Regions from separate parts of the Mus musculus genome. Here region 1 is linked to region 2. The links are chromatin loops, found by intact Hi-C in ENCODE. Cell type or tissue: heart. All regions are shown on one strand. Each heading gives the region's core, and the rest is flanking DNA. Links, peaks and the distances in the headings are about the cores only.

Region 1 (5,376 bases), core at 73-5,072, 210 kb after region 2:
CCAAAGAAATAAAAAGCAAACATAACAAGGTCTAACATGGTGTAGACAACCTGCAACACTGCCCTACTGGTAGCAAAATTAAATGGTACTGCCATCCTGGAAAACAGCGTGATACCTCCATCTAAAGCAAAAAGAGAACGGCTGTCTGACCCAAAGGAAGGAGAGGCAGGACTTCACAGCTGTGTGTAGGCCCCTCTTCATACCCACAGTAGCAAACATGGAAGCAGCCTGAAGGAATGGGCAAAACATACCATGTACATTCAATTGAATCCATTCACCCAGTTTTAAAAGAAAGAAAATTAACATATGTTCCAATATGTATGAACCTCAATGATGTTGCTGTGCTAAGTGAGGTAAGCTACACATGAAAAGACACCTTCTGTAAGCCTATTTAATGAGCCCCAGATAATTCACAGGAACATAAAGGAATTAAGTGGTCATCAGTTGGTTGGCAAGGGAGGACAATGAGGTTTTTAAATTTGTTTTGTTTTGTTAAAGATTTATTTATTTATTATATGTAAGTACACTGTAGCTGTTTTCAGACACTCCAGAAGAGGGCATCAGATTTCATTACAGATGGTTGTGAGCCACCATGTGGTTGCTGGGATTTGAACTCCGGACCTTTGGAAGAGCAGTCGGTGCTCTTAACCACTGAGCCATCTCGCCAGCCCCTTGTTTTGTTTTTTAATAGATGTAGTTTCAGTTCCCTAAAATAAAAGGGTCTGGAAGGAGTCTTGCTCAACACTACATAGAAACTTACGTCAACTAAATGTGAACTTCAAATGGTTGTGACAGTAAATTGAATGTGTACTTTACAACAATTTTTTACAAAGTTTAGATTCAAATGAAGACATCCTGGAACTACAGCCATTGTACTTGTGCAGTTGTAAACAGAGGCTCAGTGCTTTCTAAGGGCTGGCATGTGAAAGGCAGAGCCCAGGGACTGACTGAATAAAGGCTCAAGCTCCCTGGGTGAAGCTCAAGTTCAACTGCTGTGTTGAACATGGCATGTTCTGTGGCTGCTCTGAGCTAATCCTTTAAACTAGACCCCCATGGTGTCAAGGACATTCCTACACTGCAGCCCAAGCCAGTGAAAAGCTGTGCCCACTAGAACAGTCCAGGCTTAACACACAAGAATAATCAGTGTACCATAGCTTCTTCCACCTTAGATGTTGGCTTCTCAGCCACTATTACTCAAACACAGTACAGTATTGAGAAATACATTTTAATATTTACAAAGCACTTGATCTAGAATATGCCAGGAGACCTAGGATATTATCATTTCCTACAATCTAAGATGTTTCCTCTTCATGTTTGTAAGTTATTTATCATATTTTATTCTTCCTCAATTTGTTTTTCTTTTAGTTTTCACAGAATTTGATGGAAGAGATAAGAAATTCAAGTAAAATGAATAAAGTGAAACATTTCCATTATTATCTATTTCTGGAAGACATAGAAGCATACTAACTTCCCTATGTGAAAGACAGATGATTCATTTCACTGCAAAGAACTTTAGAGATAGCTTTTGAGAGTTTGAAACCCAGAGTCCTAGGTGGGCAACAGACATTAAAAATATACAAAAGAATTGACTACAGTCTATTTGAGTGAAAGAGATTAGCTTAACTGTTTGAAGTAAATATGATTTGAAAACTCAAGAGGGCAAAAGTCATCCCCAAATAAATACCAGAGTGTTTGGGGATTAGCATAGCTGAAGTTTCCTAGGAATTACAGTGGCTACTCTATTAAAAAAACACTGACTTCCCTTTTAACCTTTCTTCTATTTAGAAAGCTGGTACATGAAAGTGGCTAGAGGATCACCATGACACCACACAAATACTAACAAGCAGAATACTGAGACAGAGGGAAATGGCCAAACCCATCCCCAAATATGTCAGTAAGTGATTAGGAAAACTCCAGCAAGGGAGGATAATTGGTTTTGGAGAAGTGCTGATTCAAATTTCAATAGTTATATAGTTATATGTGTATATATGTGTGTATATATATGTATATACGTATGTATATGTATATATACATATGTATACATATAACTACATGTGTATAACTATACACACATATATGTATATGTATAAATAATACTTCAGCTTCTTTAATTAAAAAAATTAACTACAAACTGTTGCAAAAATATCAAAAACACAAAGAATGCTTTTACAAAAAGGAAGAAATAACATCTGAATGTGTAATCCAACACTCAAAAAAATTCTTAAATTCTGGATGTTGTTCTGTTTTTTCCCTATTTCACACTCCTCTCTGCCCCCGTGTGGCAATAACAAGAAAAGGCTGGGGGCCCAGAGAGAAGAGAGGGTGGAAAAGAGCAGGTCTGGGTGACGAACAAATCACCTCCACATTTCACATCATCATTAATAACCAAGGATAAGTAATAGCTCAGGTAAGTACCACCTGCTTGACGTCTAAACAGGAAAACCATGGAAAGTTGGGAAGGAGTGACTGTAAATTTACCTCATCACTAAATTTTCTGCGGCATTGTTAAAGGAAACTGAAAAGCCTTTCCTGGTACAGTCCATTAGCAAAAGTCAGTTTTCTGGAAGATAGAAGAAGAGAGAAGAGTTTTTGCAATTTTTGAAGGGTCAACCTTCCAGGATGTAAAGCAGCAAGGTTAGTCTGTCTGAACAAGCAAAGTACATCAAACTTAAGGTCTTCCTAGAACAGTTTCCTGTGCTTAGTTTCTATATTAGACACAGGCCCAAGGGGGGGTATTGCAAGACTGCCTCTCCTATAATTTGGAGTTGGGTATCTATACAAACCATATCCTACTTAGAAAACAGCAGATAACAGACTTCTACCATGTCTGAAATGAGCCCTTAGACTTGTGTCCTCTGGTCAGTGTGTGGAGTCCTGCGTTTGACAGTCGAGGATTTCCAAATACTAGATGCTTTGCTAAGTGACAGTAGACTAAGGACTAAGGTAGAGCGGGAGACAGATCTCAGTCGGTGTTTGCTGCTTGTCTTCTTCCGCTCATACTCCTACAGAAAAAGCAACTCCCACGTTCCCCTCTTCATTTTCAGAACCGGTGCAACAAAGTATCAACAAAGAAGAAAAAAAATACACTTGAAAAAAAAATATAAAGACTTGCTTTGAAGTTATTTTTATTTGGGCATATTTGTAACATTTTTATCGTTTTATAGAGGTGTTAGTTTACTTTGTGTTTTCTAAAACCACTCTAGCAGTTAAGGATTGGGGCACTGCTACACAGTCTCATATTTTAACGGTGATTCAATAATGGTTATGTCTGCCCTAGCTGGATTTGAAATAACCCTGAAACTGTCTGAGGGCTCAGCCCTCCGGCAAAGTGAACCTGGTGATCAGTGATGCCATTTTGGCGCTTTTGTCTTTGATGGAATGTCTTCCTTGCAAACACATGGTTTTCCCCTAAGTCTGCAACACAATGCAGATCCCATTCGTGGTGAGGCAGAGAACAGAGACCTTGGTTGTTGCATTTAGGAGAAGGATGGTGTACTGGCTGGTTTTGGGTGTCAACTTGACACAGCTGGAGTTATCACAGAGAAAGGAGCATCAGTTGGGGAAATGCCTCCACGAGATCCAGCTGTAAGGCATTTCCTCAATTTGTGATCAAGGGGGAAAGGCCCCTTGTGGGTGGGACCATCTCTGGACTGGTAGTCTTGGTTCTATAAGAGAGCAAGCTGAGCAAGCCAGTGGAAGCAAGCCAGTAAAGAACATCCCTCCATGGCCTCTGCATCAGCTCCTGCTTCCTAACCTGTTTGAGTTCCAGTCCTGACTTCCTTTGGTGATGAACAGCAGTATGGAAGTGTAAGCTGAATAAATCCTTTCCTCCCCAAGTGCTTCTTTGTCATGATGTTTCTGCAGGAATAGAAACCCTGACTAAGACAGATGGGGAGAAAAGGTCAAAGATTGTGGGGCCAGGGAGCTGAGGGACTGGGAGTGGGGAGTGGGGAGTGGGGAGCTGGCCAAGAGCAAGAGTTGGGTTGAGGTTTGCCAAACCCTGGAATTCTAATCCTAAAATTGACAGGGGTAGGATTGCTGCCCCACCCCAAACCCGAGGCCTATGTTCAGCCTTGTCCCCAACCTCAGTAGCCAAACTTCCAATCCACTTATAAAGTCATGTTTGGCAGCATCTGGAATTTCCTTATGCAAATGAGGTATCCCCAGTGCCCAGGCCATGGACAATGATGTAACTCACCCCAAAAGCCCTTACCCGCCCCCTACGGTTTAAGTAGCCTTTGTTCCCTTATTAAAAGAGCTGTCTCCCAAGAGTCTGTTCTCGGTGAGCTCACCACTGCCTGAGGTGTCTTCTGCTCCCAGATATTCCCATTATAGGCAACCTGAACAGCAAACGATGGTGTATTAATCTAGGCCTTCCACAGCAACCCAGTTTGGCCTGTTTAACAAGAGAGCTTTATTAACTCCAGTTCCAGCAGGTAGGAATCCCAGAGAGAGATGCTGACAGTTGGTTTCTCTTCTCCACATGGTGTTTTTTTGTCTGAATATGTATGTCTCCATGTTTTGCTTGCTCCTTATTAGGAACCAGGCCTGATACATAAGGTCTTGCCCTTATGATATTTAACTTTAATTATTTCATTAGAAGTCCTATATCCAGATATATTCTTACAGGCAGTTAGAGCTTCACCAAATGACTTTGCAGGAATACAACTCACTCCATAATAGTTACAATATCTTAGCCGGGCATGGTGGCGCACGCCTTTAATCCCAGCACTCGGAAGACAGAGGCAGGTGGATTTCTGAGTTTGAGGCCAGCCTGGTCTACAAAGTGAGTTCCAGGACAGCCAGGGCTACACAGAGAAACCCTGTCTCAATAAATAAATAAATAAATAAATAAATAAATAAATAAATAAATAAAAGAAAAGAGAAAAGGAAAGAAAAGAAAAGAAAAACAAAAAAATATCTTAAGGAGTACTGTAAAAAGAAAGAACTGAGGCTGAACATGGTGGCACACACCTTTAATCCCAGCACTTGGGAGGCAGAGGCAGTTGGATTTCTGAGTTTGAGGCCAGTCTGGTCTACAAAGTGAGTTCCAGGACAGCCAGGGCTATACAGAGAAACCCTGTCTCCAAACAAACAAACAAACAAACAAAAAAACTAAACAGACAAAAAAAGAAATATCAAACAACAACAGAGAGAGAGAGAGAGAGAGAGAGAGAGAGAGAGAAAAACTGAGATAAAATGTCTTCAACCACCACTTTCCATTATCTGTTGTACTCATAAAGATAGCCCCTCCTTTCCTCAGCTTCTGTTGGATTTTAATTATATGCTATTACTACAATAACTTTTAGTACAGTATATTACTATAATTACACTATTTTATTTAAGATCATTAATCTCTTACTGTGTTTAATTAAT
Region 2 (5,352 bases), core at 353-5,352:
GGTGCATGCCTTTAATCCTAGCATGAAGGCAGAGGCAGGTGGATCTCTGGGAGTTTGAGGCCAGCTTGGTCTACAGAATGAATTCCATGACAGAGAAACCCTATCTTAAAATAATAACAACAACAACAATAATGATGATGATGATGATGATGATGGCCGGGCGGTGGTGGAGCACGCCTTTAATCCCAGCACTTGGGAGGCAGAGACAGGCGGATTTCTGAGTTCGAGGCCAGCCTGGTCTACAAAGTGAGGTCCAGGACAGCCAAGACTATACAGAGAAACCCTGTCTCGAAAAACCAAAAAAAAAAAAAAAAAAAAAGAAAAGAAAATAATAATAATAATGTTGAGGCCTGCTCCCCCAGCATAGCTGCAGCCATTTTGTTTCATACCTGCCAGTCATTTCATTGTTACTGAGACAGAAAAAGAGCTTGACTCACAGCAGGGTCAAGCTGACGACACACCCTCTTATGTTGTGAGGTTGTTTTTAATCTTAAGAAATTCCACCACCGGGCTGGTGAGATGGCTCAGTGGGTTAGAGCACCCGACTGCTCTTCCGAAGGTCCAGAGTTCAAATCCCAGCAACCACATGGTGGCTCACAACCATCCGTAACAAGATCTGACTCCCTCTTCTGGAGTGTCTGAAGACAGCTACAGTGTACTTACATATAATAAATAAATAAATCTTAAAAAAAAAAAAAAAAAAAAAAAAAAAAGAAATTCCACCACCATAAGGTCCACTTAGGACCCATCAGGATGAAGGGCAGTGAGAACTGTTCTGTGTAGCTGGCCAAGGCTGCTTGAGTCAGAGCTGACCACAGGCTGTGCTTTCTGAACCTGACAGGAGCTCACGGTGGTTTGAGCCTGTATAAACTGGCTCTGAGAGATGTCCAAGGCCACAGTCAGCTCCTAAGTCTGGTCTGTGGCCCCAACGACTCAGTCTTTTGGTGTGCATTCAATAAACCACCCCTATTTAACTGAGATGGGTGTCTGGTTTGTGTGGCAAGTCCCAGACTCCAACAAGTAACAGCAACAAAAAGAGTGGAACTACTTTGAAAGATGTGTGTTATCTAAAACCTGATTTCTGGAGCTGGGCAGTGGTGGCACACACCTTTAATCCCAGCACTTGGGAGGCAGAGGCAGGTGGATTTCTGAGTTCAAGGCCAGCCTGGTCTACAGAGTGAGTTCCAGGACAGCCAGGGCTATACAGAGAAACCCTGTCTCAAACAAAACAAAACAAAACAAAACAAAAACCTGACTTCTTTTAAGTAAGAGAGAATAGAATAGAATCTTCGCTAAGATTAACTTTTTTAAAAAACTATTTTAGGGGCTGGTGAGATGGCTCAGTGGGTAAGAGCACCCGACTGCTCTTCCGAAGGTCCAGAGTTCGAATCCCAGCAACCACATGGTGGCTCACAACCATCCCTAACAAGATCTGACTCCCTCTTCTGGTGTGTCTGAGGACAGCTACAGTGTACTTACATATAATAAATAAATAAATATTAAAAAAAAAAAAAAACTATTTTAGGCCAGATGTGATGACACATACCAGAAATTTGATAAATTGGGAAACAGGTCTCAAATTCAAGAATTCAAGGCCAGCCTGGACTATACAGACTGACTGAGTCTCCTCTCCCCCTCCCCTTCCTCCTCTCTCTCTCTCTCTCTCTCTCTCTCTCCTCTCTCTCTCTCTCTCTCTCTCTCTCTCTCTCTCTCTCTCTCTCTCACACACACACACACACACACACACACACACAGAAAAAATAAAAGTCTTAGTCTTCATGGACTGCTGCAACAAAGTATAATAAACTAGGAAGGAGGCCAATCCCTCTCACAGTTCCAGAGCCTAGACAGTATAAGACCAAGGTGTCCACAGATTTGGTGTGTGGCAAAATCAGCTTCCTGCCTTGAAGACTAGGGGATCTGGCTATGGGCTCATATAACCTTTTTACACAGGAGTTATCAGAAGGCTCCTCCCTCTCCCCCTCCCCCCTCCCCTCCCTCCTCGCCCCTTGTAAGTATACTGTGATCATAAGGGTCTTGGCTAGTGTCGCTTAGTCCTCAAAGTCAGTTTGAATGGGATTAGAGATCATCATAGAGACATACTCTGGGCATGTCTCTAAGGGTGTTTCCAGAAGGGTTTAACTGCAGAAACGTTCGCTAAGACACACCCAGAAAGTAGCTAGCAACATTCCATAGGCTGGGACCCATAAATAAAAGGGGATTAAAACTGAGCTGAGCTCTAGCACTCCTTCCTCTCTGCTTCAGTGTGACCAGCCACCTCACACTCCCTCTCCCTGCCTTTCCTGACATGATAGGCTGTAACCCTCGCTGTGACTCACAACCCTGCCTTTCTTAAATTGCTTGTCAGGTACTTTGCCACAAGGAGACACATTTCCCCAAGGTCTAACCAAGTAACCATCACCTGGGAATGAGGACTTCAACACGTGAAGGGGGGAGGGGAGCCACATACAAACTTTCAGATGTCGCAGATGTAAATCTCAACTAGTGTGCATTACTTTTATTCCCCTGACCCTGCCAGCTGCTCCTTTTCTTGTGGATACAATCAATGGTGTAAGTGATAAAGTTGTAGGAAGCTGAGGCAGAATCTAGACAGAAGTGTCTTCTGGCTCCCTACCTAACCCCACCCCACCCCACCCCACCCCCACCCCCCGCAATGTCCTCTTTCTCCCGCTCCTATCTCCTGGATTTTATTTCTTAAAATTCTCAAATCAGATTTGTAGGATGACCCGTCCCATAGAGTGTCCCATAGAGTTGTTTGCCACTGCCAACAAATCTGATGACCTGAGTTCGATTCTTGAGACCCAGAAAGTAGAAAAAGAGAACATCCCTGCAAGTTGTCCTATGACCTACACGTCCTCGTCACTTTCATCCTGGGCTCCGAAAATATCCCAAGTTAACGAACAACTCAATTTGTCTCGAAAAACAAAATAAAAGAGAGAGGGGAGGGTATGGGGGGGGGGGGCAAACATCCTTAGCTCTTTCCCTCGTTTTCTTGCTTCAACACCCATTCAGTTTTTACCTTTCAGTAAGAGAAGGAAGACAAGGTGAATTGAACTCAGCTTATTTTCATAAATAACGACTCTTACCTCCTTCCCTGTGCACTACATATTTGATAGTGTTAGCAGCTATGGGTTTCAAAGTCCACTCAATTCCCCAGTGCCCCATCAGTTAGGCTGTAGTACAGTGTGTTTTTAGAGCATTAGGGTTTTGCAGGTGACAGGAACTTAGGTGACCTCCATATTCCACAGGGAGACCAGTAGAGAAGCTAAGATTGCTACCTCTCCCGAGCCGGGCTTTGCCGTACTGGGGGACGTACACCCGCTAAGAATCGAGGGATGCAAGCGCGCGGGTGACGGTGGTCCACGCAGCCCGGCACGCTCGGACGCCAAGAGCTGCGACGCGCAGTACGGCCGCGAGAGGGCGCGGGCTCCATTATGGCGGCACGCCGACCGGGAAGGAAAGCGGTGGTCCGCCCCGGAGATGGGGAAAGTGGGGCCGAGGAGCGGCGGGACCAGGGGCGCCCAGCCTCCTTCCGCAGCTGCCGGCCTCGGCAACCTGCCCTGACACAGGGCTCCACCCCGTCTGCGCTCGCAGGGTGGCCACAGCATCCGGAAAGTGACCAGGGCGCTCCCCTACGCGCCCACCTCTCTGCCCCGCTTCCAGCCGGAGACCCTGGGAAAGGGGCAGCCAGGTCCTCGGGGCGCCACGCTCCGAATGGCGCGAGGGGCCGCGGAGAACGCGGCTGAACGGGGACGCCGGAGAGCCGCAAGCCCCGCCCCGCGGCCGGCGCCCTGACAACGCGAGCGGCCCGGGCGGCGCCGCCGCTCTCCGCCCCTCGGCCGGCACCAGGCGGGGCTGGGACCAGAGCGCCGCCGCTGCCAGTGCCGCACGAGCCGCGCTGCTCTGCAGAGCCGGACCGGGAGCGGGGCCCGGGCCGGGAGCGGGGGGTCGCGGCCCTCGCTCGACCTTCTCCCACCATGAGCCAGGGAAGTCCTGGGGCCTGGGCCCCCCTGGATCCCACCTCTGGGTCCTCTGCGTCCCCAAACCCGTTCGTGCATGAGTTACACCTCTCCGGCCTCCAGAGGGTTAAGGTAAGGTGTGGGCAGGGGACGTGTGGAAGACTGGTTGGAATGGAGAGACCCAGTGATGAGATGGGCAAGGGGGTGCCAGAGGAGGTGGATGAGAAGCTTGTGGGGAGGGAGTTAGGGGGCGCGCACGTGGGGGCGGCTGGGGGTGGGTAGGCGAGGAGCCTTGGTGAGGACTCCAGCTTAGGCGATAGACGAGCTCACAAGTGAGGAAGAAATGAGTGGGAGAGGGAGCACTGAAGGAGACCCAAGGATAGGAGAGATGGAGGGCACTGGGGAATGCGGATTACATCCTACGGAGGTTGACGGGCTAGGATGGAGCTGAAGGCTACGGAAAGCCCAGGGTGGGGGCAGGGGCGTGCTCAGCGATCGGGGCTTCGACTTAAACGGTTTGGACCCAGAGACTGCGTCCTTGTGCCCTTCCAACACCTCCTCTTTCCGCCACCACCACCCCCCCCCCCCCGTGTCACTGCAGCACCTACTGGTGGGGGCAGGGAGGCTGGGAGGTGGGTTAGCTACAGGAAGTAGAGGGACGCACCACCCTAGGGTAGCCAGGAGGTGGTGTGGGGAGGAAGTGTCCAAGGTTTCTGTTGTGATCACCTCCCGTGAGGTCGGCCCCCGGGGGCTAGGTTTATTTACCTGCTCAATCCTAAGGAAGCCTCTGGAGTCACCCTGGCACTTGGCAACCCTTACCTTGCGGAATAGGGCTGAGTGTTACCGAAGGATTGCTGTTCTGCAGTACTAGGCTAGGGATTGATTGACCCGAGGTTTGAAAAGTGGATCTCTGTGTTTCCAGCCATCTGCTCCTTGGGCCCAAAGTGTTGAAAGCCCTGCACAGGGTTTGTTTGACATAGGAGCTATTTATGGAATGGGATGGGATGTTGGGAAGAACTGTCTCTAACCTACATCAAACACAGTGCTGGACACCTTCCCTGCATTTTCTCATTAAATCCTCTTTTCTTTTTTTCTTTTGGGGGTGGGGAGGTATTGCCCTGTGTAGCCCTGGCTGTCCTAGAACTTGTTCTGTAGAGAAGACTGGCCTGGAACTCACAGAGATCCACCAGACTCTACCTCCTGAGTGCTGGGATTAAATGCTTGGGCCACCCACTCCCAGTCCATTAAATCCTAACATCCATTCCAAGTATCAGATGCGTTATGACAGTAACCTTTGTAGGGGGAGGGGGTCACCTGAGAGTAAGAAAACAAGGCACCTAATGGTATTGATCCCTTGTCCTCCCGGCCTCAC

The links. Peaks named below come from ENCODE experiments on the same cell type or tissue, not always from the same donor. Only the 100,000 strongest peaks of a DNase experiment are listed, where the experiment ranks them.
Region 1: it touches region 2 in a loop (2.1-fold over the local background); 1 of 42 quality-filtered maps calls a loop at or near these places.

What each region holds. Positions count from the first base shown.
Region 1 is chr2:112,447,518-112,452,893 of GRCm38, forward strand. No RefSeq gene overlaps it. Among named protein-coding and RNA genes, the nearest start is that of Emc7, 4.8 kb to the right of the region's middle. In heart, for the core only: a CTCF peak has its summit at 2,280 (motif pointing left); no DNase peak of the experiment used is centred there.
Region 2 is chr2:112,235,946-112,241,297 of GRCm38, forward strand. It overlaps Gm52523, which reads right to left and starts at 4,118. Exons shown (of 2, transcript XM_030252294.1): 1 at 3,300-4,118. The coding sequence starts at 4,000. It overlaps Lpcat4 (lysophosphatidylcholine acyltransferase 4), which reads left to right and starts at 3,896. Exons shown (of 14, transcript NM_207206.2): 1 at 3,896-4,112. The coding sequence starts at 3,999. In heart, for the core only: CTCF peaks have their summits at 3,433 (motif pointing right) and 4,677; DNase peaks (open chromatin) are centred at 3,546 and 4,626; H3K4me3 peaks cover 2,450 bases; H3K27ac peaks cover 1,844 bases.